Linked DNA regions of Mus musculus: region 2 is linked to region 1. Evidence: chromatin loops called from intact Hi-C (ENCODE). Cell type or tissue: gastrocnemius. All regions are shown on one strand. Each heading gives the region's core, and the rest is flanking DNA. Links, peaks and the distances in the headings are about the cores only. Region 1 overlaps Gulo (gulonolactone (L-) oxidase). Region 2 holds the start of Nuggc (nuclear GTPase, germinal center associated).

Region 1 (16,142 bases), core at 4,593-12,592:
GTAGCTGACATTTGTTGTCCTGACGGCCCCGGGGGAATGGGACTGTCCACACGATTACAGTGGTGAAGTAGCAACAGAAATCATTTTGTTGTTGGGGTTACCACAACATGAGGAACTGTATAAAAGGGTCACAGCATTGGAAAGGTTGAGAGTGACTGTTGTAGGATGACTGTTGGGTTTCCGAAGGGTGGCTGATGGACATCTAGACCATAGGATCTCAGAAGGAGGGACAGATGGCATCTTTGTCTTGTGAAAAAATAAATAAAGGTCAGAAAGATAGCTCACCTGGAAAAGAAAAGAGATCTACTGCTAAGCTTGATGACCTAAGTTAAGTTCCTGGGACCCACATAGTGGAAATTAGCTCCACTATGAAGAAATAAGGCTTCCAGATTGTCCTGGTAGGTGGGTCATCTCACTTTTCTCCCTCCTGCTCTAACGTGAAGTCACTCCTGAGACATGTCTTCTAGTCAGACATCATCATAAACAAGTCAGCAGGCCGTTGAGCCCCAGGTCTCTAACTCATGATACACCATCCCTCCCAGGAGCCCTCCTCTGCATCTAACTGGTTTTGGGACTATGCCATTGGGTTCTACCTCCTGGAATTCTTGCTCTGGACCAGGTAGGAATGCCACAAGACCTCTGTCCCCTCTCCTGTGTGCTGTGGAGGATACAGGCCATCAGAAGAGTCCTGCCTTTACAACTGCAAATTGGGACTATCTCCTGGGTCTATCCCTGACTGCATATCAGAATCACCTGAAGAACTTAGGGTTCATTCTAAGCAAGGAAAATCATTAGAAGAATTTGAAGGAGCATTTTTAATAAGGCAGCCTTGGGGCTGTGAGCTAGTGGACTGGGAGAGGCAAGGGGGATGTGTGCGTGGATGTGGGTGAATCCACATAAGTCAGGAGGAGGAGAGGTAGGAAAGTGGGTGGGTGGTTTGGTGGATGGGTGGTCTGGTGGATGGGTGGTCTGGTGGGTGGGTGGGTGGGTGGTCTGGTGGATGGGTGGTTTGGTAGGTGGGTGGTCTGGTGGTGGATGGGTGGTTTGGTAGGTGGGTGGTTTGGCAGGTGGGTGGTTTGGTGGATGGGTGGTTTGGTGGATGGGTGGTCTGGTAGGTGGGTGGTCCGGTGGTAGATGGGTGGTCTGGTGGATGGGTGGTCTGGTAGGTGGGTGGTCCGGTGGTGGATGGGTGGTCTGGTGGATGGGTGGTCTGGTGGATGGGTGGTTTGGTAGGTGGGTGGTTTGGCAGGTGGGTGGTTTGGTGGATGGGTGGATAGACTCTAATGTTAGTTTTTGCATTGCTGAGACAAACACATGAGAGTTATTTTAAAGGGCAAAAAGGGCATTTTGGCTCACAAGTTCAGAGGTTCCATCCACAGTCACTGATGCCTCTGCCATGGAACTGAGGCAGAGACTCATGATGGTGAAGGCACAGTGGCGAGGGACTGATCACCTCACAACAGGAAGGGAGCAGAGAGAAAGGAAAGGTCTAAGGATAGGTAGACATTCAGACACATTTGGACACTGACCTAATTCCTCCAACCAAGCCCTACCTCCTGTTAGGCCACACAACTATGACATCACTGACGGCACATCAACCTGCTGATGCTGATAAGGGTAGCACCCATCTCATGAGCTAATTACTTCTCAAGTAGCACCTGCTAAAAACTAAGCCTCTGTGTGTGTGTGTGTGTGTGTGTGTGTGTGTGTGTGTGTGTGTGTGTATGTGTGTATGTGTGTATGTGTGTGTATGTATATATGTGTGTGTATATGTATACCTGTGCATGTGTATATACATACATATGTGCATGTATATATGGATATGTGTGTACATGTGTATATATGTATGCATGTGTGTGTGATGTGAATATGGGTATGTGTATGTGCATGTGTGTATATGTGTGTGCATGTGTGTGTTTGTGTGTATATGTGTGAGCACACACCAGGGTGTGCTGTCAACACCAGGCATCCATTTTCTCCCCATCATTTTCCTCCTCAGATTTTAAGACAGTCTCACGGTGCTTATCAATTTGACTAGACTCTCTGGCCAACAAACCCCAGGATATACTTGACTCTACCTTCTCAGCACAGGGTTACAGGCAAACACTGCTATCCTGGCTTTTTTTCTTTCTACATGGGTTCTGGAGAGTTGAAACTTAGACCTTCATTCTAACCCAGAAAGCATTTTTATTATTGCCTGAGCTATCTCCCTAGACCCAAGGATGAAGCTCCTAACACATGGACTTTGGAGAGGAACACCACACCCAAACCATATCACTGGCTATCTCTGAGAGGAGGAGGTGTCAGCCCAAGAGTGAATAGCAGACACAGACTAGATGGCTTTGAGCAACTAAGGCTGACCTGTTAGTCACTGTCAGAGCAAGTATCCCAGTGGTTCTGAGGCAGTAGATTCATTCCATGGCATGCTGTTGGAAGTGGGAGGGACGTTGTGATTGACAGGGAGTCACTTGAAGCTTGGTCATCCAGGTACTTTGTTCTGGGTTGTCTTCCTGATGTAAGGAGATGGGGAGACAGGGATCCTGCCTTGAGGAATTTGATGTTGCTGCCGCTATGGTCCCCTTCCAGAAGCCTTCCTCTTATTGCTTTCCAGGCCAGCTATAGAGGACACAGGAATGTTGGATACATAGCACACGACTTTGTCCCTTCCAGGCAGGTGTGACAGGTGCTGGGACCACCCTGCACCACCCTGGGGCAATGCTAACTATGTTCTTGGCATTGCAGCAAGTCCACAATGAACAATTAGGGTTTTCATAAAGAAAAAAAGATCCTGTACCTACTTCTGTGTGTGTGTAGATGTATGTGTATGTATGTGCATGTATGTGTATGAATGTCTCTGCATGCTTGTGTATATGTGTCTGTGCATTTTCTTGTGTGTCTATGTGTATGCACAGATATGCATACATGTATGTCTGTGCGTGTTTCTATGTATATGTGTGGAATGTGTGTATTCGTGTGTGTGTGTGTGTGTATGTTGTGTGTGTGTGTAGATTTTAAAAACAATGGCGAGTCGGGAGTGGTGACACATGCCTTTAATCCCAGCACTCGGGAGGCAGAGGCAGGCAGATTTCTGAGTTAGAGGCCAGCCTGGTCCACAAAGTGAGTTCCAGGACAGCCAGGGCTATACAGAGAAACCCTGTCTCAAAAATAGATAAATAAATAAATAAAAATTAAAAACAATGGCATGGTGAACTTTTGAGAGCCAAAAGCTAGGAGGCAGCTGTATCTTGGCCCAAGAAGCACTGATCTCTCTAAAAGTTCCCTAAGGAGCTCTCAGCATTGTTTCTAAAGACAAGAGTCTAACCCAAGACCTTCCCAGGACACTGCCCCTCCTTTTTTTTAGAAAAAAAAAAAAAACCCCAACACTTTATTTATTAAAGCTAAACATACAAAACTGAAATTAACACACACTCTAAAAATTATTTTCTTCCAATTAACAGGAAGACCCTTTTTACACTGGCCCCTTTTAGCTGCTTATTCTTGGCAGCATTGAATCAAGGCTTCCAAGGTGTAGAAGGTGTCTTAGTTAGGGTTTTACTGTTGTGAAGAGACACCATGACCAAGGTAACTCTTCTAAGGACAAGATTTAATTGGGGCTGACTTACAGGTTCAGAGGTTCAGTCCATTATCATCAAGGTGGGAACATGGCAGCATCCAGGCAGGCATGGTACAGGAGGAGCTGAAAGTTCTACATCTTCATCTAAAGGCTGCTAGCAGAATACTGGCTCCCAGGTAGCGAGGATGAAGGTCTTAAAGCTCACACCCACAGTGCCATGCCTACTCCGAAGAGGCCACACCTACTTGAACAGGGCCACACCTTTAAATAGTGCTTCTCCCTGGGCAGAGCAGATACAAACCATCACTTTCCACTCCCTGGCTCCATAGGCTTGTCCAAACATATGAGTCTATGGGGGCCATACCTAAACATAGCATAATGCAAAATAGGTTTAGTCCAACTTCAAAAGTTCCATAGTCTATAGTAGTCTCAACAGTGTTAAAAGTTAAAAGTCTCTTCTGAAATTCATTCAATCACTTAGCTGTAAGTCCCAAAGCAAGTCAGAAAACCAGCTGGGAAAACTCCAAACTCTGCATCTCCATGTTTGATGTCTTCAGATCTCCAACTCCTTTTTCATCTTTGTTGATTGCAACAAACTTCTTTCTCATGGGCTGGTTCCACTCCCCGTTAGCAGCTTTCCTCAGCAGATAGCCCAGAGCTCTGGCATCTTGAACATCTTGGGGTCTCCAAGGCAACTTCAATGTTACAGCTTCTTGTTTCAATGTCTGGGATCCACACATGATCTGAGATCCTCCAAAGGGCTGGTGTCACTTCTCCAGCTCTGCCCTCTGTAGCACTAAGCTCAGGTTGATCCACTCTACTGCTGCTGCTCTTCTTCCTGGTCATCCCGTATCTTCGTGGTACTGGCATATCTTATATATTGGAGTCTTCCTCTGCAGCTAGGCTTCACCAGTAGCCTCTCATAGGCTTTCTTCATGGTGCCAAGCCTCAACTCCTTTACATGACCCCTTCAGTCACGGGCCATCAACTGTAACAGGCTGCACCTTCACCCATGGCCTTCCATGGCCTCTCACAGTGCCAGGCCTCAGTTGTTCTTCATGACCTTCAAAACCAGTACCACCTGGGTGACTCTTACCCATTACCAAGTACAGCTGCAGCATGAGGTACAACCTTGACTATGTCTCTGGAACACAGTTTTTTTGTGCTCTCAGAAAACACATCCCAGATTTCACCTCAATGATGCTGGTCTCTTCTTAATCACCACTGATTTCATAGCTCCAGCTAACCAGCATCAACTGTCTTAGTAATCCCTTCTATTCTGGACTCTAAAGCCAGAGCCACATGGCCAAAGCTGCTGAGTTCTGCTGCTTGCTGGGGCTGGAACATGGCTCCCTTGTTCTATTACATTATCACCAGCTTTCTGTTTTCCAACTCCTTCACTGCCTAAGCTTGGCTGTTCTGGAACTTGTTCTGCAGACTGACTTTCAACTCAGATCTGCATGCCTGTCTCCTAAATACTGGGATTAAAGGTGTGGTCCACCAAGCCTAGATTTAAATTTTTCTTGCTCTGTTCTAGGCTGGCCTTGAACTCAGAGATCTGTTTGTCTTTGTCTCCAGGGAATAAAGGTGTGTACCACCATGCCTGGATCTAAATTTATTTGGGTAGGATCTTGCCCCAAAGCCCTACTCCCTTAATCTGCTATCTCCTAGAACATAGATTTCAGCTCTATTCTATTCTCTGGTTTCCCTTTAATATTTAAACCATATATTTTATACTTTCCCTTTCTCAGCTTGCTATGCTTGTTCACAACTCTCTCCATGAGACTTAACCAGAGAACAAGTCTCTGCTGGGCTTTTTTGAGACTTCCTTTGTCAGCGCAATTAATTGGCGTCTCTTCACCTTAGCCTCAGGTAGACTTACAGACAAGGGCAAAAAGCAGCCATGTTCTTCACCAAAATACTACAAAAACAGTCTCTAGGCCACATACTGACATCCTTCTCCACTGAACCCTCTTGGGCCAGGTCTGCACAGCTGAAATCACTCACAGCAACAAAGTCTTCCATATTCCTACTGGGATAGCCCATTAAGCCCCACTTAAAACATTTCATGGCTTTCCAAATCCAAAATCCCCAAATCCACATTCTTCCAAACAAAATCATGGTCAGGCCTGTCACAGCAATACCCTGGGCCCGGTACCAACTTCTTTCTTAGTTAGGGTTTTACTACTGAGCACAGACCACCATGCTAGCAGAATATTGACCTCCAGGCAGCTAGGATGAGGATCTTAGCGCCCACATCCATAGTGCCACGCCTACTTCAAAAAGGCAACACCTTCTAATAGCGCCACTCCCTGGGCTGAGCATATACAAACCATCACAGAAGGAGAGTGAATGGAACATTCTTTTTGGAGCTAAACCTGGCAGGCATCCGCTAAAATTAAAATTCGACTCACCCTTGCCCTAGCTAGCCAGTAAGGCTTGAAATATGGACATTTGTTACTGTGTGTCGTGAAGTGACAAGACACTGAGCAGAGTCTTAAGGGCCGTTGGTAGGTGAAAGGTGAGATAAAGCAGGGGGTGGAAGGCACTGTTCCTACCTGGACCAACACCACACTGGCCCAGCCTGGATACAACAAGGCTGCTAGGAGACGAGGAGTGAGGGCCTGTGCACACACAGCTGACACGGTAAATGCTGGGCCCCCTAACCCCCCTACCCTGTCACCTGCAGCACCTACCTGCCACGCCTCGTGGGCTGGATCAACCGCTTCTTCTTCTGGCTGCTGTTCAACTGCAAGAAGGAGAGCAGCAACCTCAGCCACAAGATCTTCTCCTACGAGTGTCGCTTCAAGCAGCATGTCCAAGACTGGGCCATCCCCAGGTAGGGGTACCCCCAGGTAGGAGCACCCCCAGATAGGACTATCCCCAGGTAAGACCTACCCTTGCCGGGCGTGGTGGCGCACGCCTTTAATCCCAGCACTCAGGAGGCAGAGGCAGGCGGATTTCTGAGTTTGAGTCCAGCCTGGTCTACAAAGTGAGTTCCAGGACAGCCAGGGCTATACAGAGAAACCCTGTCTCAAAAAAAAAAAAAAAAAAAAAAAAAAAAAAAAAAAAAAGACCTACCCTAGATAGGGCCATGCCCAGGTAAGACCTTCCCAAGATAGGCCTATCCCCAGATAGGGGCCATCCCCATGTAAGACCTTCCCCAGATAGTGCGCTCCCCCAGACATACCATGAAAAAACGGTTTCCTCTAGAGCTGGGCCATGAGCATCCCAGCTCAGGCCCAGGTCCCCTATATAAAGCCATGGAGGAGGAGGATTGCGGTAGTCCCTTCTTACTCTGAAGTCTCTCCTGGGCGGAGGGCAGGGAGAAGACCAAGGAGGCCCTGCTGGAGCTAAAGGCCATGCTGGAGGCCCACCCCAAGGTGGTAGCCCACTACCCCGTGGAGGTGCGCTTCACCCGAGGTGATGACATCCTGCTGAGCCCGTGCTTCCAGAGGGACAGCTGCTACATGAACATCATTATGTACAGGTGAAAGCTCTCTGCAGGGTGTGGGGTGTAAGGAGCCCTCGAGTGCAAAGGGATTCCTCTACTTCTCTAACCTTCCAGTGCCATCTTCTGAGGCCACCTTCTCTTTCTCTCTCTCTCTCTCTCTCTCTCTCTCTCTCTCTCTCTCTCTCTCTGTCTTGGTTTTTCGAGACAGGGTTTCTCTGTGTAGCTCTGGCTGTCCTGGAACTCACTTTGTAGACCAGGCTAGCCTCGGACTCAGAAATCCACCTGCCTCTGCCTCCCAAGTGCTGGGATTAAAGGCGTGTGCCACCACGCCTGGCGAGGCCACTTTCTCTATTGGCAGATTACACTGACATCTCACTCCTTTGAGTTCTTAGAATGCTCCCTCCTATAGAGTCTTGTGACGTATACCACTTATAGGCTAGGCTATATCGCTATATTCTAGCATCAAGAGTGAATTAATACCAGTGAGGAATATTTATTATTTATGAGGATTATATAACAAAATGAGCAATATATTCTCACTCAGGTGCCCACCCCAGTAAGATCTCTGCTGGCCTGGAAGCCAGGCTATGTTGGGATGGATTCCGAGGCTAGTTTAAGTTCAACAGAAGAGAGGCGGGTACCTGATGTTGGGTTCCTGCCTGCATAGGGGTACTTGTCAGTTCCAGGGACTGAACCCAAGCTTGTGGCTGGCCTTCTTTTCTCTCTTTTTAGCCTGCAGGAGGTGCCTGAGGGAATTAGTCTTTTCTGGTTTCTTGCTAAGATGTATCCCTCATCTACCACCCACACCACCTCCAGTCTTGCTTCACACCGCCACGAGACTCAGGCCTTCTCTGGCTTTGAAAAAAAAATAGTGGCCACCTTGATCTTTCTAGGGTGTTCTTCCCCCATGTGTAAGGCCTCAAATCCTTGCAAAGCCAGGGACAGCTGAATTCAGTTTTTAGGGGGCCTCAAAGAGTCACAAACACTTTTCTGAAAGACTCACTGAAGGAACTGTCGTCTCGTTCATGGAGGATGTAGCTATGGTAAAGCTTGTGTGTCAGCTGTCTGTGTGTCTCAGCTTCTCAATCCTCAAACGCAAATGCAGAAGTGAGGGATGCCACGGGATGCATCTGAATGCGTTTGAAGTGTTAGCGCTGACGTCAGCTTTGGAGATCAGTCACCATGGGGCTGAGTAGCCGGGCAAGAGACCAACTGGAGAGCTTCATTAGGTTACACAGCCTTGCTTTCTAGACATGGATAAAGTCATCTGGGGATTCCACAGCACTGGCCAAAGTACCATATGTGTGTGATATGTGTGAGCATGGTATGTGACTAGTATGGGGGGGTGCTGTGCATATTTCATGCACATTATGTATGTGTGTATTGTGTGTGAATACTAGATGTGTAACTATTGTGTGTGTTGCATTTAAGTATTAAGTATTGTGTAAAAGTATGATATTTCAAATTTGTGCATTGTGTGTCTATTATATGAATACTGTATGTATGAACAGTGTGTGGGTATTGTGTGACAGTCGAGAGTTGCTTGCAATGAGGAAATATTCTGGCAAACACACCATTAACAATTTTATAACAATAAACATCACCCTGCACAGCACCCCCCTGCTTGTCCTAGGCTGCATGCCTGTACAATACATTGTATCTATTGTATATATGATGGTGGCATGTGATACATTGTATCTATTGTATATGATGGTGGGATGCAATACATTGTATCTATTGTATATGATGGTGGGATGCGATACATTGTATCTATTGTATATGATTGTGGTGTGCGATACATTATATCTATTGTATATGATGGTGGCTAACCTGTGTAAAGCGATAACCTGGACAAGAGGAATTTTTCAGCTCCATTACCCTTGGTCAGTCTTTGGCCAAGATTAAACTCACAGTAATGTCCAGATACCAACTGATGAATACAAGAGGGGACAACGTCTCGGGGAACCCTTAGGGATGTGCAGTGAGCAGGCATCTGTCCTGGCTGGGCTGATCTGCAGGGAGAGCCAGCTTAATCTCCAGTCACCTGCCAGATTAGGGGCAGGTCAAAGAGAAGGCACCTGAGACAGTGGAGGCACATCATGGGACAGAGCCGGATAGCCACCTTCTTCCTCTCTACTTTAGGCCCTATGGGAAGGATGTGCCTCGGTTGGATTACTGGCTGGCCTATGAGACCATCATGAAGAAGTTTGGAGGCAGGCCCCACTGGGCAAAGGTAAAAACATTCAGACATTTCCCCATAGCCACGGGGCAACTGCTGTGCACCTTATGTCCACAAGAGGGCGCTCCTCCCTATTAACTCTGAGGAATCCTCCCAGCTTCTTAGTGAAAGGGCACCAGAATATGCCTTTCCTGCACTCTGGCCCCTGAAGCCCAGATCCCTTGGGAATCATCCTAGAGATTTCTTTCACTTTATTAGATTTTCCCATGGAGCTAGCGAGCAGGGTAAGGTAAACATCAGTGTGCCCACTTAACAAATAAAACAGTTAAGGAAGGCCTGTGTAGTGGTGGGACCGAAGCTGGGGCCTCCATGCTATCATGGGGTGCATTTTAAGGCCTTTTAGCGTTATCTTCAAGACCCCCTTCTTTTTGTCGGGGGAGGGGGAGGGCGGGGCAGTGTCAGTGCAGGCTCAGGATCAGTGCAGCCTTGCTTGACATAGTTCTGTGAGGACAAAGCCCGATGCTGCTGATTGTGTCCACAGGCCCACAATTGCACCAGGAAGGACTTTGAGAAAATGTACCCCGCCTTTCACAAGTTCTGTGACATCCGCGAGAAGCTGGACCCCACTGGAATGTTCTTGAATTCGTACCTGGAAAAGGTTTTCTACTAAAGTAGAAGCAGAAGCAAGCTGCCCTGACCCCTCACTTCTGCTGCCTTGGGGGGGGGGGGGCAGGGCAGTGTCTCACAGGCACAGTGGGAGACGACCTCTCCTGAACACAAGGAGGGGCTGGGCTCTGGCCGAGGCCTCTGCCTTCTTTATCATCTTCATAACACCCCAGGCAAGAAGTGGCCTCTCACTCAAATTCCTGTTTGCATCTCCACGAGCCATACATAAACTACAATCATCTCAGGAAAAGGGGTTCCCCTTGCATCATATCTGTCCAGGCTAAGGATTTGGTCCTTCTAGGTTCTACTGGTCCACCAAGTATAGAGAGATCCCTGGGGCCTGCAGTTTTCCCTCCCTCTTCAGAAGGGATCTCTTGGCAACAGAGGTAGCATGAGGCATGCTCTGCTTACTTTTATCCTTAAAGGCCTTTCAGATGCCCAGAGTCTGTCTGTTGGTCCTGAGCAAGCCATCTTCCAGATGGGTCCACGTGGCCTTCTGACTGCCATGGCCTGGCCCTCACAGTGTCTCTTTCGGGTGGTGTTTAGAGTGGAATTTGCCTCGTCTTCTTAACCAGTTCCTGTTAGATCCCTGTGTTTTCTCCCTTCACCTCAGAGACAATTCTTTGGGCTGGGATCTCGCCGTGTCCCTGGGTTTCCCTGGGTCTTGGTTTCATCTTTCTCTTCACAGAGATGATTTCAGTTTATTTGTGGCCTTTCTGGAATGTTCCTTGGAGAGCCAATATGTTCCAGGTACTTTGTCAGAATTAAAAGACTCTGAAAGATATCTTTTTGCCCTTGAGGAATTCATATTTTAATTCTTTATCTCGTAGAGAGTTAAAATGCAAAATGTTCTTACCAACAGAATTGCCAGATCAGCAAAGGGGCAAAGGACTTGGATAGATATTTCTCTACAGCAGGTACACAAGGCCCACGGACACAGAAAAACATGTTCAATATCATTATACCCTAGGGAATGATCAGTGCATCCGTGATCAGTATCATTGCACTGATCATTAGAAAAGTGCAAATGAAGCCACAATGACACATTAGTATCAACAATAACAAATATTTAAGGGCAGAAGCTTACTTAAAATATGATGAGTTTTGAAATTAGTCTTATAACTTGATTGCCTATTTCTCATGTGTGTGAATGCCACGTTGACAAGCCAAAAGTTTGAACATGCCCACTGGGAGAAGCTTTGGGGCCGCAAGAGTCCACACTAACTCCAGCCAGAGTCTGCAGCCTTTGGGCTGCCTGGCAGACTGGGGCCTATGAAATCATAGGTACCTGAGCCCAACATGAATCTCTCGTTATAGATGTATTCATTGGTTGCTTTTCTTTGGGCCACTCTGAAATGGATTGGTGCTGCTAACAAGAGTAAATGTGGGCCTGGAGAGGGCTCAGAGCGTAAGACCATGCCTGGCTCTTGTAGAGGACCCGTGTTTGATTCCCAGCACAGGATCAGAAGAAGGCTTACAGCTACTGAAGCTCCTAGCTCTCTCTTCTAGGCTCTGAGTGTCTTGGGTGGAGGAAAATAATAGCAAACTAAACCCCAAGGTATTGGAAATCTCCAGTTTCCAAATCAACCCACCCCTGCCCTTCCACAAAAGAAGAAACCGAAGCTCAGAGAAGTAAAGAGACTTATCAATATCTCAAAGCAAGCTACAAAAGGCGATGTCTTTAAGCTCTTCAACCAAAGGTAGGGGAGTTTGAGACAGGCTGCATAGGCATGTGGAGAAAGGCCGACTACTTGTTGCTTAAAGAGAAGGTAAAGCCCAGAGCTGTCTGCTATCAGGATGCTGTGAAGAACACGGCCACCCAAGCCCCGCTGGGACCAACATGGCTGACTACATATGCCTACTGACATCCTTGGCTTCTCTGTAATGGCCCCATCCACCACTGGGCTTGTAAGACTGCTTTTCCCATTATTCCTCTGATGCCACGACACATCTGGAAAGCCCCGTAGAAGGACAACAAGAGGTGAACCCTGTTCTGGGGAAATCCACACTTGTTACCTCCCACCCGGTTTTAACTCACAAATAACCCCCATCCCATTAAGTTTGCTCATTAAGGGGACTATCCAGAATCCCCATGACTCCACTCTTGAAAAGCCCTCATTTCCTCAAATGTCCTTCTGTCCTTTCCTTGGCTGTGTGTCTCTCCATGCCCATGCTTAAACAAGCATGGATTGTCTTCTTTTTAATGGATTTTTATTTATTTACATCCCAAGTGTTGCAATCCCCTTCCTGCCCGCCCTGCTCCCCTTAACAAGTCCCAGACTTCCCTTCTGTATTTACTGAACTCCAACTTTACTCGTACCGGCTCATCCTAAAGATGGTATTTTTACCCCAGCAGTAGGCCAGGAAGAGCATCTGCTACTGCTGGAGACAGGGGCTCCTTCCACAGTGTATACTTTAGATAGTTTACATCTCCATGCTTAAAGTCCATGAACTGAGCATTCTATTGCAGACAGACAGGCAGGCAGGCAGGGACTTGGTCCAATGACAGATCTGAAACCCCCGTGTGCCTTCATTCTTCAATTCCTAGATTGCTTGGCTAGCCCAGTGTTGTGGAAACACACATTCTAATGGCTAGGGCACCTGTGCATCCTTAGGAGTTCCAATGGGTGTGATTCATTCTCTCTCTGAGCTGGTGTCTTGACAACTGAACAACTGACAACTGAGCAGGTGACTGCATCCTACAGGAGCCTCAGAGCTCACCTGGCCCCTCTTTTTCTCGTCTGCATACCTGAGGAGTATGGCACCCATCCTGCCGACTCTCATGTGCCACCCTTGTGACCCTGAGTGATGTGTGCTGAGCCCCCCCCCCCGATTTCTCTCCTGTTAGTTCTGTCCCATGTTCCCGAATTGGCTGAGCTCCATCTTGTCAGCAGCTTCCCAGTCAGCTGAAGCCAAAGCCTGCGGAGCCAGCTCTTCTGTCCCCTGGTGGCAAACACTAGCTTCCTCTCTGGCTGTGGAAACTCATGGGTATTGAGGTGTGTCTCTGTCTGCCAAGCCTGGACTCTAAGAAAGTGGACAGTGATCATCAGAACATGCAAGGATTGAAAATCGAGTTAACAGATGGATGCCAGTGTGTGCTGTGCCTTGGATGGGGCGGGGTGGGAGGTACAGCATCAGTCCTCCAGGCTGAATCTGGGTGAGAGGCGACCAACTCCACTTCTCTCCAGATGCCCACTGCTCCCCATACTCCTCAGGTATGCAGACGAGAAAAGGAGGGGCCAGGTGAGCTCTGAGGCTCCAGTGGGATGCAGTCACCTGCTCATCACTCTGAGGTTCTTGCCAAACCGGAATACAGGAGACACTTAGAGGCTGATGACAAATGGTCCTTGTGCCCCGGAGTCTCTGGCTCTAGATAGGACAAACTTAGACAAGTTGACCAGGCCACCTGTGTGGTGGCCCAAATGTGCATGTCCCCACAGGCTCACATGCCTGACCATTTGATCTCCAAGTGGTGGAGATGTTTGAGAGAGGTTATAGAACTATCAGGAGATGAAGCCCTCTGGGTTGTGTCTGTACTACCAGCCAGAATAAGCACTTTCTCTCATCAGTTGCTTTTATTGGGGTCTTTTTGTCCCAGCAATAGGAAGTAAGCAAAACTAGAGAATGGATAAACTGTCACCTGAGAGGCTTCACTACGACATTGTATGTGATCTGCCAGGAAGGCAGATGGGTAGAGGTGACTGGCGAAAGTCACTGAAATTCACTAACAGAGGGAAAGAACACAGAGCTCAGGGGACGGGATCTCTCTAGGCATCCCATGGTAGCCTCTATGGTAGCCTCTTGCAGATCTCTGGACTGAGTCTCAAGCTGTCTCCAGGAGGGAGACAAGCTGTACACAGGAGAAAATCTAAACCTAATGTGTGTGCCTGCCATGGCTCAAACAAACAAACAAAAAACGAAAACCTGACCATGAATGTCTCAGAGAAGAGAGCAAACACTGAGCTCCACATACCATGGCTGGCTTCAGATTTACAAGTGAGGTCCTCTGGTCCTTGTAAGCTCCCTGCCTGTGGTTTTGCCTAAGACAGATTCTATCATAAGAATGGGAGATTGGGAGCCAGAAATATAATTCCAAAGAGCCTAATCACATAAGCCAAGGGGGTCTTAGAATGGGAATCCACAAAGAGGTGTAACGTGACCACGCAATGGGGAACAGAGGTCACTAAAACCTGATGATGTCAGCTTTGCCTTGATGTCTTCTCTATGAGACAGGGCCTTTCAAAGACTAAGAAAAGCCCAGACATTTCCAGAAAATTCCAAAAAGGAGTCACCCATGTGGTTGTTGTTTTCGTGTTCTTGACATATGTTTATAGATATGTTTATAGATATTACATAGCCAGAGAAAGGCAGTAGCAAGTTATGTTGAAGGCCTTCAAGTTTCAAAGAACTAACTCCTTCTATCTTTAGTGCCTGTTGTTTGCTGTGGCCTTACACATACGACATCATCCACAAAGATTGTGAACCTTGTGAACGTGAGCTGGGAAAAGTGGTCCTTCCTTCACCCCCGACCTGTGATTTGCCCTAGGATACCCAGAAAGATAAAGGTGGAGTCACAGAGGTGCCTGGTACCAACTAACAACCATCTTTGTTCTCTTGAGTGCCTGTACAAGCGAGGGCAGTTCAGATCAGGGTGTCCCAATCCACAGCAACTCCATTCCAAGCCTAGACGAGTCCTCCTCTGCTTCCACTTGGCTCAGAGACAGACAGAGCTTCTGCTGGACTGCAAGTCACTGAGCCTGGGCAAGAACTGTGCAAACACTGATGCTGCCTGGCCGTCATGGAGTAATGGCGTAGTCAGTGTGGCACACCACAATAGGGATATTAGCATCAGAGGTGAAACTGGAAACAGCCCAGAGGCAAACAGCTCGTTCTGAACCTCGTGAGCTTTCTCGTCACAGTGTAACAACATTTGTTATCTCGCAGACTGGCTCCATGCTCACTGGTCCTACACTGTCTCTTCATTTTCCTTGTGCATACTCAATTGACCAAGCTCCTCTAGAAAACACCAGGAAAGACTAGGTCTGGAGAGGACACTGCGCTAGAAGCCTTGGTAGCTATAAGGCCACAGTGAATTCCTTGGGTTTCTTCATCTGATATTTACTAGCTTCAGAACTAATAACTAAATGCCCTCTGTCATTCACTATGGCTTCTCTCAACTTCTGCAGATAACACACTAGATGTGCGCCATAGGGATGTAGACTATGGCTGGACAGCGTCACCTGCTGGCAGCACCTGGTACTGCAGCTAACTTAACAGTTCAGGGTGAGCAGTGAACTAAAAAGCAGTGAACTAAAAACCATGAAAGCAGAGAGATAAACAACCAATAAAGGGGTATAGACTGTATGGAAGGACGGTGATGTGAGATGCCATGATTCAGAAGGTGCCCCAGGTTTCCGAGTTCTTACAAATAAAATCTTCATGTGGCTTCCTGCTGATCAGTTTCCTCAGGGAATTGTCAGTTACACAGTAAAACACCCACTTGTCCCACTAGCAGCCTCCTTTGCCTCGATGTCAGTGCCTCCTCTGGGAGACCGCTCCACCTTGTCAGAACTCACAGACAGTGTTGTAACGGGAAGGGAAAGTCTCTGACTTCAGGAATTCACCTCCGTGGCTCATTGGAACATACCTCTCTCAAAGCTGAAGGTGCCCCAATTGTCATGAGTACTCTACAGTGTATGGAGACCCCTATATAGTCTCAGCTGTTCATTTTTATATGCATGACCTCGTGTCGCTCTTTGGTCTCTTTCTACCCATGTGTTCTGAGACAAGATCTCTCACTGGAACCTGAGGCTCACCGAACACCAGCAAGTTCCTCTTTCCTCTGTTCTGATAGCGCCGAGGTTAAATTACAAGAGGGTGCCACCATGCCTGACTTTTCCAAACTCATGTTCGTGTGGCAAGTGCTTTAGCAACTGACCCGGCTATTATCCTTGTTTCCCCTCCATACCAAACCAAGATGTGCAGCCTGCAGGAGGATTAAATAAAAAACAGACCCAAGGGACACGTATCGCAAGGCGGCTTTTATTGGATTAGTTGCGTGGGGGAATCAGTTCTTCCCGAGAGCAGCAAGTGCAGGCATTAGTGTACAGAATCCAGAGGAAGGGCAGGCTGCTTGGGTGAGGCCTACTCGCCTGGAGACATGTGGAGTTCTCTAGGGGTCTGCAGCCACCTCGGGGAGCTGGGAGATTCCCTCCCAGACACTCCTACATATAGGAAGGTGATGCTTCTATCTCATTCCGCACTTGAAA
Region 2 (14,790 bases), core at 6,709-14,708, 390 kb after region 1:
TTTCCTAACAGGTTCTTTAAACAGATCGCAGTCAGCTAGGGATAAACAGAATATACAGAATTACAGGTTGAGGGTGGGCCAAGGATCTTTGCCTCTGCTTTGCCAATGCACACAATCAAAATGCCTCAGAACACCCCAGTCATTTCCACCTGTCTGTTAGCACGTTTGGAAGCAGCTCTGGGGGGTTGTCCCAATTTAGGACCTAATTCTCAGGTCCTTGTACTGGTTGCGCTTTATATCAGTGACTTTTGTATTATCTGTGCAAGGCACATGATCTTATTGTATCTGTGGTCAGGAAGCAAGGAGTAATGTATACCGGGGCACAGCTCACTTTTGCCATTTTATTCAGTCCAGGACCCCAACCTAGGGAATGGTGCCACCCACATTCAGAATGGGACTTCCCACCCCAATTAGCCCACTACAGGAACTCCCTCATAGACATGCTCATAGGCTGGTCTCCTAGGTGATTCTGGGTCTTGTCAAGTTGAGAATCAATGTTAACCACCGTGCATCTGGTTTCAACATCACTCTCTAGGTACAAACTTCTATTTGCATGTTCTCAGAAATACCACACACACACACACACACACACACAGAATTAATAAAGATTGCAGGATCCAGAGGGGTCAAGGATACCACAAGAAAACTAACCTGGACTCAAAGAGGCTCACAGAGACTGAAATACCAACCAGGGAGCCTGCATGGGCTGACCTATGCCCTCTGCCCATATGTTACATTTGTGTAGCTTGATCTTCTTGTGGGACTCCTAACAAGGGGTTGTCTCTGACTCTGCTGCTTGCCTTTCCTCCTACTGGGTTGCCTTGTCTATCATTAATAGGAGAAGAGGTGCCTAATCTTACTGCAAGTTGATATACCATGGCTGGCTGATATCCATGGAAGGCCTGCCCTTTTCTATAGAGGAACAAAGGAAGGGTGGATGGGGTGGGAGTTAGGGGGATATGGAAGAGAGACTGGTAGGAGAGGAGAGAGGGGAAATTACCTGTGGTCAGGATGCAGATGGATGGATGGATAGGTAGGAAGATAGATAGATAGATAGATAGATAGATAGATAGATAGATAGATAGATAGATAGAATGCTTCTTGGAGATTAAATTGGGGAAACCACCCCTGCCTTATGCTTCTTCACTGACATTAGCAGTTACTTCCTTAAGCAAGACAAAAATCAAAATCAGGAGCAGTAGATCTTTGAAGTCTGCAGCAGTCATTTGCTTACATGATGACTTGATTATGAGATGAAAGGCTGGCCGGAGCCATAAACTCAAGGAAAGCTGTACTTTAGGTTTATAAATATACCTTCTTGGTGCTGCCTGGATAGAAGGAGCTAATGGATTGGTTTCTGAGGCAAAAGTGCTAGAAATTATCCTAACCCAGTGCTTGTTTGCTGTTTACCAGGGGAAACGCCTTGGAATGAACTGGAATAGCCGGTCCCAAGAGGTGCTACTCCGAGCTCCTGTAAAGAGGGTATGAGGCTTAGTGTGGCCTAAGAAGGTCCTGTTCTTTGATGAATTAATGAGGCATTTCAGTGGGAACCCAGGGTAGCAGCCTACGCAGAAGTCCCAGAGTACATCACTGGGCTCCAGATGTGGGTCTCTCAAACATCATGCGCGCACACATACACGATCCCACCACCTCTTCAGTCTTGCTTCTTCTAACACAGATTCTGCTGCCTTCTGGAGCCAGCTCACACACCATAGAAGATTCCAGTGCAGAGCCACATACGTGCCAAAGCTTAAAGGGCTGACACCTCACGCGTCTGCTGTCACGGATGAAAAAGCTTGTTCCCTGGATCTTTCCATCCCAGAAAATGATTGATCTCAACTGGAGAAATCCATCCTGGCTCAACTTCAGAACCGAATTAGAACTAAATATGAAGTGTTTGCTGGCTCTGTGGCTTCAGCCAGAGAGGAAGAGGCAGAGAAGAAAAGAGTATGCTACTCTAAGGCCTGGGCCAGCTGCATGCCAAACACATGCAGGAAGCAGCTCAAAATGTCAGGATTCATGCATGGTCATCTATGAAATAGCATAAATGGGTGTCTATTTTGTAACTCAGGGACTCTTGTGTGAACAACGTTCACACAGTCTCTTAGCCATATGCACAAAACAAGGAGCAAACCCATCTATCTAGAGCTCTTACTTCAACTTTGTATTATTCAGCGGTTAATCTGATGCGAGCAGAAGCTTGGGGTAAGAATTTAGATAAAATAACAGGTTTACAATTCTTTTCTCAGTTCCCAAAATGAAAAACTACTTGGAAAGGATAAAATAGTCCATCTTGGATTTATACCATGAGTAGGTATTATTAAACGGTGGCTGGAATGAACTGGCCTGAACTTGGACCATATTTCTTGTTATCAAGAGGGGTGGAGAGAAGCAGGAGGTGTCACTATTGAAAACCGGTCCCCAACCAATGCAGCTCTACGGTCAATTTGGATCATTGCTAAAGCAAAGGGTCCCCGCCTTGGTTCTGAGCTCAGACCAAGGGACCTGGAAGTTGTAGCTCTTTTTATGTATGCAGGCAGGCTTCAGGTGATGGGTGCTACCCATATAGTTCAGAAGTGTTGATTTCATTTCCCCTAAGGGAGTTGTTTCCATAGTGGTGAGTAACATTTCCCTTTTCAGTTCTGAAAACAAGGATGATTTAATACATCCCTATTCCTGTACCTGGGAGCTTCCTTCCCAAGGCTTCCTCAAAGAGGTACTTGCTGTGGCCCAAGAGACCTTCCACCAGGCCACTGAGGGAGGCTCTTTGCCTGCACTGACTCCAAAGGGACTCATCATTCAATGAGACACTTCATAGGCCTGTCTCTCTCCTTCTAAGAAAAGCCACCTGCTACTATTCCAAGGGTCTCACCTCACCTCCTTGGATTTCATAGAGTCCAAATCCATGTTCTAGAAACCTTATTTTTACGGTAGGAACCCTCCCATACATAATTGATAGTTGAATAGGCCACTTCATTATGAATAGACTGCTTTGTTGTTTTTTAAGATTGGCATCCAGTTCTTCCTAACTTGTTAGAAAATAGCATCCAACTAAAAGAGCCAGGGATGACAGCTGTGGATGGAGTTTCAGCCTTTGCCCGACAACAGTAGCCAGGTCCTACTTAAGGTCATTTCAGGGGTGTTACCTGAGTGTGGTACCACACCCACCAATGCCTCCATTTCTTCCATGTCTGGCTTCCTCCGTTGCTCCTTTTGCCAGCTTAGGAAAACCAGCCTGAAAAATCAAAGAACAAAGAGGAAACATGTGTACATTTAAAGTACAAAAAGCAACCAGGAGGAGTATCAATTCCACAACTTGAAAGAGAAGCAAGAGAATCAAAAGTTCGAGGCCAGCCTGGGCTACACAACAGACCCCGGTGACTCATTCAAGAACAAAAATACAAATCTCCTAAAGTGAGAATACATAAATATGCTTGTGTTTTGCATCTGCCACTAGATCTCAATGTTCCAAGGAACAAGGAACAGCCTCGCTTCTCGTTGAAACCTGTACAATGCCTCATTGAAACCTGCGCAATGCACCACATTACATGTGACAAAGGTCAACATGTGACCATTGGGTTGCCACACACATGTATCTAGGGAGGTTTACTCTGATATTGCCTGAGGTCTTTAACTCCTTCTGAAGTGAGAATAAGTGTCTGGTGACCAGAGCTGTGTCAAGTTCTACACATTGGTCGTTGTGGGCAAGACCAGTGCCCCTAGTCAGGTGAGCTTGAACCTATGCCAATGCCATTTATTTCCAGCAAGTGTCATCAGCTGGAAGCTAGGATATCTCCGTGCCATTTCTCAGGGATGGAGTTTTGTTGCTAGATACTAAGCATGGAAGGAACTATGCAGTAGTTTAGTCAACGACCTTCCTCACCGCACTTCAACAGGAAGGCGCCTTCCTGGAGGTTGGTTATATGCAGCCCTAAGGCATGGGGCATCTGCAGGGGGGCGGGGGCAGTAGTATGTAAACATCCAAAGGATATGTAGAAGCTGGCCTGTGTCTGGGTCACTGGTACACAAGGCAGGGCATGCCTATGAAGAAGATCCAGGGTGCTATGGAGGGAGGCTCAGACTAGATGACACTACACAGAGCAGATATGCTGCCCTGGAACCTCTTTCTCTACCCACATAGATGGTAGTATGAGGAACACAGGAGGGTTACCCAGAGTCTGTAGCCACGACTTCTGTGGGGAAGCACTCAGCTGTGCACATCAAAAACAGAGCTACCAGCCCTTCTGAAATATGCAAAACCTTCCTGCTGCATCTTCCCCCCCCCCCCCCCCCGGGCACTAGTCTCACAGACCTTAGTGAGACAGACTCTGAATAAGGCAGACTGGACCTTATTTACACACGACCCCCAAACTAAAACCACAGCTCATCAGTTGAAATGATCTACTCTTAGCTCAGCTTGCAGATCTGACCCAAGTAAATGGCTTTTGTGCTTGGCACATACTAGTTCAATGTAGTACTAGTTCAATGTAGTGGGATGCTGATTGTGTGCAAGGTCAGAAGCACTATGGCTCTCTAGTCCATCTCCTGCAGTCCACTCTCTGGCCACCCGCATCTTCCATGGTTCTCCAGGGAAGGGAGTTCTGGTGAGTTTCCACAAACCTGTCACACTGGAAGCCCTGCCGCCTTTCTTCCCTGTAAACTACAACGCTTTATTCAAGATTTTGTTCTTGGAATTTTTTTCTTCAGTAGGGTTCCTGAATTGCTAATCATCGCTTTCTCAGGCACCTACTGTTCTGGAAATGGTCTGGTTATGAAGACCCCTCTTTTCTCTCTTTACTTCCCTCCCTCCTCCTCTTTCTTCTTTCCACAGCATGTTTCTATGCATCTTCAGCCCAGATTGGCCTCCAACTCATGACTCTCTTGCCTCAACCTCTGGAGTGCTGAGCTCATAAGTTTGTATGTAGCACTATGCCCAGCTCACTAACCATGGTTTATTTAGGTTTTCTCCTCCTTATGGAACTATGAGTTCTTCAAGGTTTTCTGATACTCGAGAAGTCTGTATGTGTATGACCGTTTGGTAATGGACAAGATAAACCTTAAGGCATCTGCAAATGCCAAGATTCTAGGTTCTTATTTGAAGTGCTTAGCAGAAATTCTGGAAGAGGAAATGCTCAGAGTCACATTTCACGAGAGACTTCTAACTTGAAATACTTGAGGCTGGAGAGATGGCTCAGCCGTTAAGAGCATTCTTGCAGAGGATCCAGGCTCAATTCTCAGCACCCACATAGTGGCTCATGGCTATCCATAACTCTGGTTCTACAGGATCCAGTGCCCTCTTCTGATCTTTGTGCATAACAGTCACACACACAGTGCACAGGCAAAACACCAATAAATAAATAAATAAATAGTCTTATGGTTTCTATTCCTGTGCAAAGCATCATGACCAAGAAGCAAGTTGGGGGAGGAAAGGGTTTATTCAGCTTAGAGTTTCACACTGCTGTTCATCACCAAAGGAAGTCCGGATTGGAACTCAAGCAGGTCAGGAAGCAGGAGCTGATGCAGAGGCCATGGAGGGATGTTCTTTACTGGCTTGCTCAGCCTGCTCTCTTATAGAACCAAGACTACCAGCCCAGAGATGGTCCCACCCACAATGGGTCTTCCCACCCTTGATCACAAATTGAGAAAATGCTCCACAGCTGGATCTCATGGATGCATTTCCCCAGCTGAAGCTCCTTTCTCAGTGATAACTCCAGCTATGTCAGGTTGACACACAAAATCAGCTAGTACAATAAATAAATAATTTTAAAATCACCATTACTGGGGCTGGTGAGCTGGCTCAGTGGTTAAGAGCGCCGACTGTTCTTCCGAAGGTCCTGACTTCAAATCCCAGCAGCCACATGGTGGCTCACAACCATCCATAACGAAATCTGATGCTATCTTCTGGAGTGTCTGAAGACACACTACAGTGTACTTACATATAATAAATAAATAAATAATTTAAAAAATCACCATTACAAAAACTAAACCACATATGGCCACTCTAAGTAAAGCCTGTCAGTGACTTCAGCCATAAAATGAGGAAGTCACAGAGAACTTTGCTATTTTCTATAGAATAGTGACTTGGTGAGCCATCATCACAGAGAACATTAGCCATCATGTCCCCACTATGGACACTGGAGACCAAAGAAAATGTATGGTCCCACTGTTGGACAAAAATCTGTAGTTTGCCAGGACCAATCTGTATTCTAGAATTCAAATTCCAGGGGCAGAAGGAATAATGAGTCCAAACAAAACCCAAAGAACAATTGACCAGTGAGCAAAAGCACTATTGCCTTACTGACGTTGGGCTACACAAACACTTCTCAGACTCTTGGATTTGAAGATGCTCTGAGAGTCGTCTTGGGGCTAAGGCTCTTTGGCTTCAGAGCGATGTAGATTAAAGCACATTTTAAAAAGTACACACAGTTTAGGGAAGACGCAAGCATGCTCACTGGAGTCTGGAACACAAGCAGTGGTTTGGGCTTCATTCAGGGTCAGGGGTAAGTTCAACTGACTTCATTTACTACAACAACAGTACATGATGTCCAGAATGGTCTGTTGGCACAGATCTGTGCAGGGTTAGACTGAGTTTAGCTGCATCAAAAGCAGACACCAAATCATGAGCCTCTCACCAAAAACCATCACAGTTCCAGTACACAAGGAACTTGTGACCGCTGACTGACACATGGAAATAAATGGGAATTCCTTGGAGTTATAGGAATTCAGGTTTCAGATTCTTCGTGCCAAATCCAAAGACTGTGTAGAAGGGCAATTTGGTTGGCAAACTGAGACGCTATAAAGTGGACAGGAATCCTCCATGAAGACAATCAACAGAAACCTCCAAGGGGCAAGACGGTCAGTATGGAACTGACCGCTCTAGTGGCAAAGGCCATTTTGCTTCTCATTCTGCTACCAACCACAGAGCTGTGGAGCGGTGGGACTTCTCACAAGTCACCTTGTCATTCTGAGCCACCTCGGGCCTCCCATCCATAAGTCAAGGTGTGTTCCCTGGTGTAACAGATGCTGAAGAGATGAGCATCCTCATTTTGAAATGTCACCAGCAGCTTAACAGTGATGAGGGCTCCCAAGCTATGGAGCAGTGCAGTTAAGACAGCCCCAGGGCCAAGTCTTAAAGAGACCCACACCAGAATCTGCTTCCCTGCAAAGGGAGGTAATAATGGTGGAGTATGGTGGGAAAAAAAGAACCAACACAAAGCAGTTCACCTGTAGACTGTGCAGACCAGAGAGCTTCTTCACGCTCGGGTTATTTTGCTTGCGTTTCAGTTGCACGATCAGCCTTCTAGTTTTGCTTTTAGGGCTTATTTACATTTGCATGCTCTGAGCCCAAGAATAGCATCTTTATGTGATGCTCTGTGGGTTATGCTAGCCCGGGGACGGGTGCCCAGTGCTGATTTTCTGTTAAAGTAACTGACTTCTGACAGTTATTCGTGCCTCTTTCAGCCTCCCTATCTTTCGCTTGTCTTTGCTTATGGCTGTATAAAAGGACAGTAAGGAAGGTGATACAAACTCAACATCCCTCCCAGTGAACAGCTATGGAGAGTTGAATTAAAGAAGGAACGTCAGGTTTCTTATTTTATGGATATGGACTCTGAAGAATAGAGAGGGCAAGGAACTTGTCCAGAGTCGCACAGTAAGGTAATCGTCACTTCACAGCAAGGTCAAGAGCAATTATTCTACAAAAGCTCTCAAGCCAAGCCTTCAGATTCCTGAAGGAAAAGAGGTGGTTACCATTTAACCAATCAGCCAGTGTGTCCAATGTTAGGTACCCGCCAGAGGCAGAGAGGGCATGCAGTAATGTGTTTTTTTGTCAACTTTCCACCTAGGTGAATAAGTGAGTAAGTAAATAGATATTATCTAGTTCTGATGAAACAAAATTTAACCTTTCCCCCCCCCCACTCCCAAGTTTGTCACAGCAATGAGATGTAGCATTTTTCTTTTCATGCACCCATGTGAAATCAACAATTCCTGAAATAACTGTTTTTATTTTGGGAGGAATGATTTTGGCTTGCCTAAAATGATGTTTCATTTTTTAAAAAAATCAAAATAATATTTATTCTGTAATATTTTAGTATATTGGTACTTACATGGCCCTAAAACTCACTCACACAAGCAGTGTACTGGCTAGTTTTGTGTCAACTTGACACAGCCGGAGTTATCACAGAGAAAGGAATGTCATTTGAGGAAATGCCTCCATGATATCCAACTGTAAGGCATTTTCTCAATTAGTGATCAAGGGGGAAGGGCCCCTTGTGGGTGGGACCATCTCTGGGCTGGTAGTCTTGGTTCTATATGAGAGCAGGCTGAGCAAGCCAGTAAAGAACATCCCTCCATGGCCTCTGCATCAGCTCCTGCTTCCTGACCTGCTTGAGTTCCAGTCCTGACTTCCCTTGGTGATGCATAGCAGCGTGGAAGTGTAAACTGAATAAACCCTTTCCTCCCCAACTTGCTTCTTGGTCATGATGTTTGTGCAGGAATAGAAACCCTGCCTAAGACAAGCAGGAAGGGGAAATTCATTTTTTCTTAAGTACTAACTCCTCTTGGGCTAAGGGCTCAGTAGGTAACAGTGCTTTTCTGCACAAGCCTGACAACAGCCCCACCCTCGGGACACATGTCAAGGGTGAGCAGGAGGATGTCCCTCATTCTGGCTTGCTTGCTGAGGCAGGAGGCGGAGACAGGAGAATCAGCTGGAAGCTCCCAGGCTACCTGGAAAACAGCAAAAGAAACAACACACCCTGCCTCAACAAGGTGGGAAACAAGAAACCTGTAACTCACTCTCTAAAGTCAGCCCATAGAGGAGAGACGAGTCTCCCATACAGAATTCCAGTATTTATATGGCTACCCCATCCTCACAGGCAGAAGCACAGCTCCCCACTCCGTGGGCCCTTTCTGTGTGCCGGCTTCCTCCAGGGGACTACAGTATGGAAGCCAGAGGGGAGGGAGGAATTTCCCAGTACCACCCGGCAGCCAGGAGATCCAGGGCAGGCCAGCAGCACCAGCTCCAGGAGCTGTTGTTTATTCTCCCTGAGGTGTGACAAGAATGACTTCAGCTCTGTGGTCTTCCTCCCCTAACCCCTAATTCTAATCTAAGAAGGAAAAAAATACCAGAAAAAAAAATGCCAATAGCGGAGAATCCTACAAAGTTCCAGGCCAAAAGCCTTCCAGATTGTCAATACCATCAAAAACAAGAAAGGTCGCAGGTGACAGCCAGGAAGAACCTATAGAGGCAGAACAGCCAAGTGTAATATGGTATCCTGGATAGGATCCTATAGTAGATCCGGGACCCTGGATATACACTCGGAACCACCATTTCACTGAGACACAGACACTACTTAGCACCGATGCAGTCATATGGACTCACTCATAACTAACCTACCACTCCAGTATAACCAAAGGCTACAGAAACTATTTTCTCAAGTTTGCTGTATATCTAAAACTATTCATTTTAAGCCTCTATTATTTAAAAAAAAGAAATTCCACAAGCCATAGTACAAAATACATAAGAGAAACAACTTACCAAATGTTGTTGAACAGAGCACGAAAAGCAAAAGGTCCCCCCCAAAATCCCAAACAGTGTTTGCTTCAGTTCCAGAAGTGAGCAGAGCCACATCTACACACCGCTGGTGCAGACATCAAAGACTAGCTGGATAGGGCCCTTAGTGGTCACATTCACAAAGCCACACTTACAAACACAGCGGAAGTGAAACTAACCACAGAAGGTTATTTGCCCCAGCCTCCTCCCCCAATATGCAGCTATTCTACGTTTTATTTTCATTTAAACTTCAATCACACGTGAACTGAGGACTGTGCACACACACACACACACACACACACACACACACACACACACCGCTGTCTTCCCACAATCAGGCAGGACTGGACCGTTTTTCCTTCCTAAACAGTTTTCAGCATCCTGCCATGACGGATGCACTTCCTCTGAGGATAGCTGCTATCCAGATGGATGCCGGGCAGGAGAAACCAAGGGCTGGTTCCCAGATACCCAAATGTGCATGAGGGAGGTGGAAGACACAAACTCAATGTTACCCCCAAATACATTCCATTTGGATTTGGATTTGGATTAAAAAAAAAAAAAGTAGAAAGTCAGGTTCAAATAACTCTTTTGGAAAATTAAACTTTATATCTTAAAAAAAAATAACTATTAAACGATTTATTTATTTTATGTATACGTGTACTCTATCTGCATGTATACTTGCATGCCAGAAGAGGGCATCAGAACTCATTACAGATGGTTGTGAGCCACCATGTGGTTGCTGAGAATTGAAAGCAGAACCTCTGGAAGAACAGCTGGAGTTCCTAATTGCTGAGTCATCTCTCCAGCCTGTTTTTTTATTGTTATTTATTTATTTTTTTTAATGTATCTGTTTTCTTTTAAGACAGGGTCTCAGTACGTAGCCAAGCCTGGTGTTGAACTTACAAAAATCCTTACATTAAAAAAAACCCAAAAAACAAATGTTTTTAGAGTGCCACCCAGTAGCAGAGAGCAGAAAATAAAACCTCCTTCCTTACAAAGATTGGCTACTCTGTTGATCAAACCGAGTACAGGGGAAAGTGAATTATTTCAACCTCCAGCTGCAGACTGTTATTTCTGGCCATCAATTTGATCATTACTACACAATGCTCAGGGACTCTAGGTGTGTGTGTGTAGTCAGAAAATAACAAAATTAAAATGTGGGCAGAATTAAAGATAAATATTTACAGTATCTCAAAAATTGCTTTGAATTTTTAACAAAACGGGTCTTCCCTACATAAGCAAGATACTGAAATAGAAATATGAATTTCAGAGACCTTCCCCCTTACATGTTTTGCACTTTCTTTTTATACTTTTGCCAATATAAATTTCAAAACAGAGACAATCAACATGAATATCACAAGATCACCACATACAGTCATACAATACATGCTTAGCCTGCCCTCTCCTGGCGATTTTCAAGCCACAACGGCTAACTATATTCAGAAGTGCTATTAAATCACTTTAAAGTAGGCTGGGAACTGTTAAAGATGCCTGGCTTCTGTTTGTTTTGTTTTGTTTTTCGAGACAGGGTTTCTCTGTGTAGCCCTGGCTGTCCTGGAACTCACTTTGTAGACCAGGCTGGCCTCGAACTCAGAAATCCGCCTGCCTCTGCCTCCCGAGTTCTGGGATTAAAGGCATGGGCCACCACTGCCCAGCTGATACCTGGGTTCTTTATGGCAGCCTTAGCACCTGAAACTGTACATGGACACTAATATCAGGTTGATTAGAAGTCTGGTCACTCTGCCAGGATGGATTCCCACGGAACTCAATGAAAGTATCTGTACTGGCTAGTTTTGTGTCAACTTGACACAGCTGGAGTTATCACAGAGAAAGGAGCTTCAGTTGAGGAAATGCCTCCATGAGATCCAACTGTAAGGCATTTTCTCAATTAGTGACCAAAGGGGAAAGGCCCCTTGTGGGTGGGACCATCTCTGGGCTGGTAATCTTGGTTCTATAAGAGAGCAGGCTGAGCAAGCCAGGTGAGGCAAGCAAGCCAGTAAAGAACATCCCTCCATGGCCTCTGCATCAGCTCCTGCTTCCTGACCTGCTTGAGTTCCAGTCCTGGCTTCCTTGGTGATGAACAGCAGTATGGAAGTGTAAGCCGAATAAACCCTTTCCTCCCCAACTTGTTTCTTGGTCATGATGTTTGTGCAGGAATAGAAACCCTGACTAAGACAGTATCAAAGCCAATGAGAGAATTTGCATATAGCACCACCGTGCCCTACCCAGTCACTGTTCCGCACTCCAGCATGTTTATAGACGAACCGTCCAAGTGTCCGTCAAAAGATAACTCGTCTTCTCTTCTGCATCAGATCCCATGAGCCTCTTCACATAATCAAACAGAACACTTCCTCTTCTTAATCCACCACACCTCCCCTCCCCTCTCCACTGGATCCATATGCAAAGCCACTGCCATTTTGAATCACACCCTCGTCCTCGGACCCTTTACCAGCTACCGCCCCATTTATCTGTCCTTCCTTATGACAAATCTCCTCAAAATTATCTGAACTCACCCAACCTTCTCCTATGTACCTTTTATGAACTATCCTAGTTTGTGTTCTGTGGCTGCAATAAAAATCCTATCCAAAAAGCAACTTCAGGAGGAAAGGGTTTCTTTGGCTTACACTTTTAGACCACAGTCCAGAATTGAGAAAAGTCAGGGCAGGAGTTCAAGCAGGAAGTAAAGTAGAAACAGCGAAGGGATGCTGTCGACTGGCTTGCTCCCAGGTTCATAGTCAGTTATCTTTCTTATACAGCCAGGCCCATCTGCTTAGAGATGGTACCATGCAGTCGAGCTAGGTCCCCCTCCATCAGTTAGCAATCAAGAAAATGCCCCACAGGCCAATATGATAGAAACAATTCTTCAGTTGAATTTCTTCCAACTGTGTCAAGTTGATAACCAAGATTGGTGATTACATAAACCTACTCCAATGGAGCTGGGTCTCTTCTTCTTCCCCCAAACTGTTCTCATCAAGGTCTCCCAAGGCTCCTGATCAATACAATCTTCATCTTCCTTGACTCATCTACAGTATGTGACACAGTTGATAACTCTCTGCTTCTTAACATATTTCTCTTGGCTTCTAGGTCTCCCACTCTCTGCTGGTTTTCTCCCCACACCCCAGATGTCTGGCCAGTTTTCTTGCTAGTTATTAGTCTTGTCTCTGATCTGATAATCATGGGAGATTCTTTACTTCTTTTACCCTGTTTCACAACTTTAAACTCCACCATACACCTAAAGCTCTCAACTGGGACCTCAAGCACACCTCTCACAGTTTGCCACTCATCAGATCCAAAGCCAGCCCCCCCCACACACACACACTTCATATCAGATAACAACAACTACATTATTCCCCTTCCTTAATCCAAAAGCTGAGATCTCATACTGAGTGTCAAGGTCTCTTTTGTTTTTCCCACACTGAGTGGAAGATTTGTGGAAATCATAAAAAAAAAAATTTCAGAATCTGAACAAGTCTTAGCACTTCCATGGCTTTCCATCCTGATTTGAGACACCTTAATCTCTTGCCTTACTTAGTGGTTCCCAAACTTTGATGACATTGTAGTCTGCTTTGGCAGTATTTTTTTTTTTTCTGTCACTGAGACAAAACACCATGACCAATAGAAACTTGGAGAGGAAAGGGCTTATTTGGCTTCCACATCATAGTTCATTACTGAAGGAAGCCAGAGCAGAAACTCAGAGAAGGAACCTGGAGGCAGGAGCTGATGTAGAAGCCCCTGGCTTGTTCAGCCTGCTTTCTTATAGAACCCAGGACCATCCCCATCCCCAGAAGGCACCTCCCACAATGGACTGGGCCCTCCGACTTCAATCTCTACTTAAGAAAATGCCTTACACTCAGATTTTATGACTGTCTTTTCTCAATTGAGTTACCCTCCCTCCAGATAGCTCTCGTCTATGTGTCAAGTTGACATAAGACCAACCAGCACAGGGCCACAGAGGATTTCTGTCTTATGTGTTGATTCCGAGATACACATTCGACATCAAAATCTACCGAGATGTCAAATAGGGAAGAAGCGGAGGTTGAACTATAAATCTGAGAGTAGAAAGATGATATTTAAAGACCATGGAACTCCAGAATCGCTAGAAAGAGACAGGATCAATAAGACCATTATTAGCTTGAAGTGAGACAGAGATATCTATAAGAGACTGAAATAATAATAATGATTGAAAATTCTAGAGTGGGGGGCCCTTATCTAAAAAAATATTTTCAGGGAAGTTAGTTTTGTTGACAAGAGGGTGGTATTAAGATAATTTGGTACACTGAAAAATCTCAAAGTCTTGACCAGGACAGTTTCAGTGTAGTGGTGACAACCAAGTCAGAGCTACCTCAACTCTACTGGGTAATAAGAAACTTGAAACATCACACCTTCCATTCTTTATTAATATCAAGGATTCTTAATCTTTGGTCCATACACAAAGGAGGTCATGGAAGGGTTTCAAGAAAAAGTTATTCCAAGTCCCATCTCCAGATGTTGCAAAATTTTGTACATGGTGTCTCACCTAGTGTTTTCAAGATTGTCATCAAGAAAAATCAGAGACCCAGGAATCCTCTAGGCTGCAAAGCCTGAAAGATCAAACTGATACTTGCTTCTTGTTTGCTGTCTTTTAGGGAAATCAGAACTTAGCGTTATCACACTGAAGGTTTAATGTTCATGGTATGTGGGATTTCTATCCCATCTCTATGTGTGGTGTATCTGAGCTCCCAAGTCCCCACACAAGGGCTACTCACTTCCAAGATTCTTGAAATAGGCACTTAGACAAGCAACTAAGTGCAAGATAAAGGTCTGGTATCTGTCTTCATTTTGTGCCTGTCTCCTTTATTTTGGCTGAAGGTACAAAGATTAATCGTCCTAAACCTACAAGTCACCTTGAGTCCAGAGAAAACAAAGTCTCAAAGGCTAGACTCCTGCCTATATAAGGACTATTATTCGTCAGGGCTGCACCTTGGAGCACTGAATGATCTCACCTTGTAGGAGCTAAATGGATCTCCGGAAGGGATGCAGCGATAAAGACTTTGACCACCTTGAAAACCAGAACTGAGATAATGATCAACCAGACCACATCTTAACCCAGGACTGTTTAAACATACCTCTTGTCTCCTGCCCTCAATTCTTCCATAACTTAAAAAAAAAAAAAAAAAAAAAAAAAAAAAAGGTATGTCAACACCCCGGGTGTCAGTGGGAGGGCGAATCTGGTCTCCTTTATGTCAACATTGTTGGCTATA

The links. A loop is a pair of places that touch in the nucleus more often than their neighbours do. Peaks named below come from ENCODE experiments on the same cell type or tissue, not always from the same donor. Only the 100,000 strongest peaks of a DNase experiment are listed, where the experiment ranks them.
Region 2: a loop joins it to region 1, with 4 times the contacts of the local background. A loop is called at or near these places in 8 of 42 quality-filtered maps.

The regions. Positions count from the first base shown.
Region 1 is chr14:65,981,301-65,997,442 of GRCm38, reverse strand. Gulo (gulonolactone (L-) oxidase) reads left to right here. Exons shown (of 12, transcript NM_178747.3): 8 at 543-619; 9 at 6,264-6,413; 10 at 6,900-7,064; 11 at 9,171-9,261; 12 at 9,749-10,656. The coding sequence ends at 9,877. Clu (clusterin) reads right to left here. Exons shown (of 9, transcript NM_013492.3): 9 at 15,895-16,135. The coding sequence ends at 16,126. Among named protein-coding and RNA genes, the nearest start is that of Gulo, 20 kb to the left of the region's middle. In gastrocnemius, for the core only: a CTCF peak has its summit at 9,305 (motif pointing right); a DNase peak (open chromatin) is centred at 9,319.
Region 2 is chr14:65,593,384-65,608,173 of GRCm38, reverse strand. It overlaps Nuggc (nuclear GTPase, germinal center associated), which reads right to left and starts at 2,907. Exons shown (of 19, transcript NM_001195674.2): 1 at 2,878-2,907; 2 at 1,411-1,471; 3 at 1-35. The coding sequence starts at 2,907. In gastrocnemius, for the core only: CTCF peaks have their summits at 10,236 (motif pointing right) and 10,954 (motif pointing left); a DNase peak (open chromatin) is centred at 10,958; H3K4me3 peaks cover 225 bases; H3K27ac peaks cover 242 bases.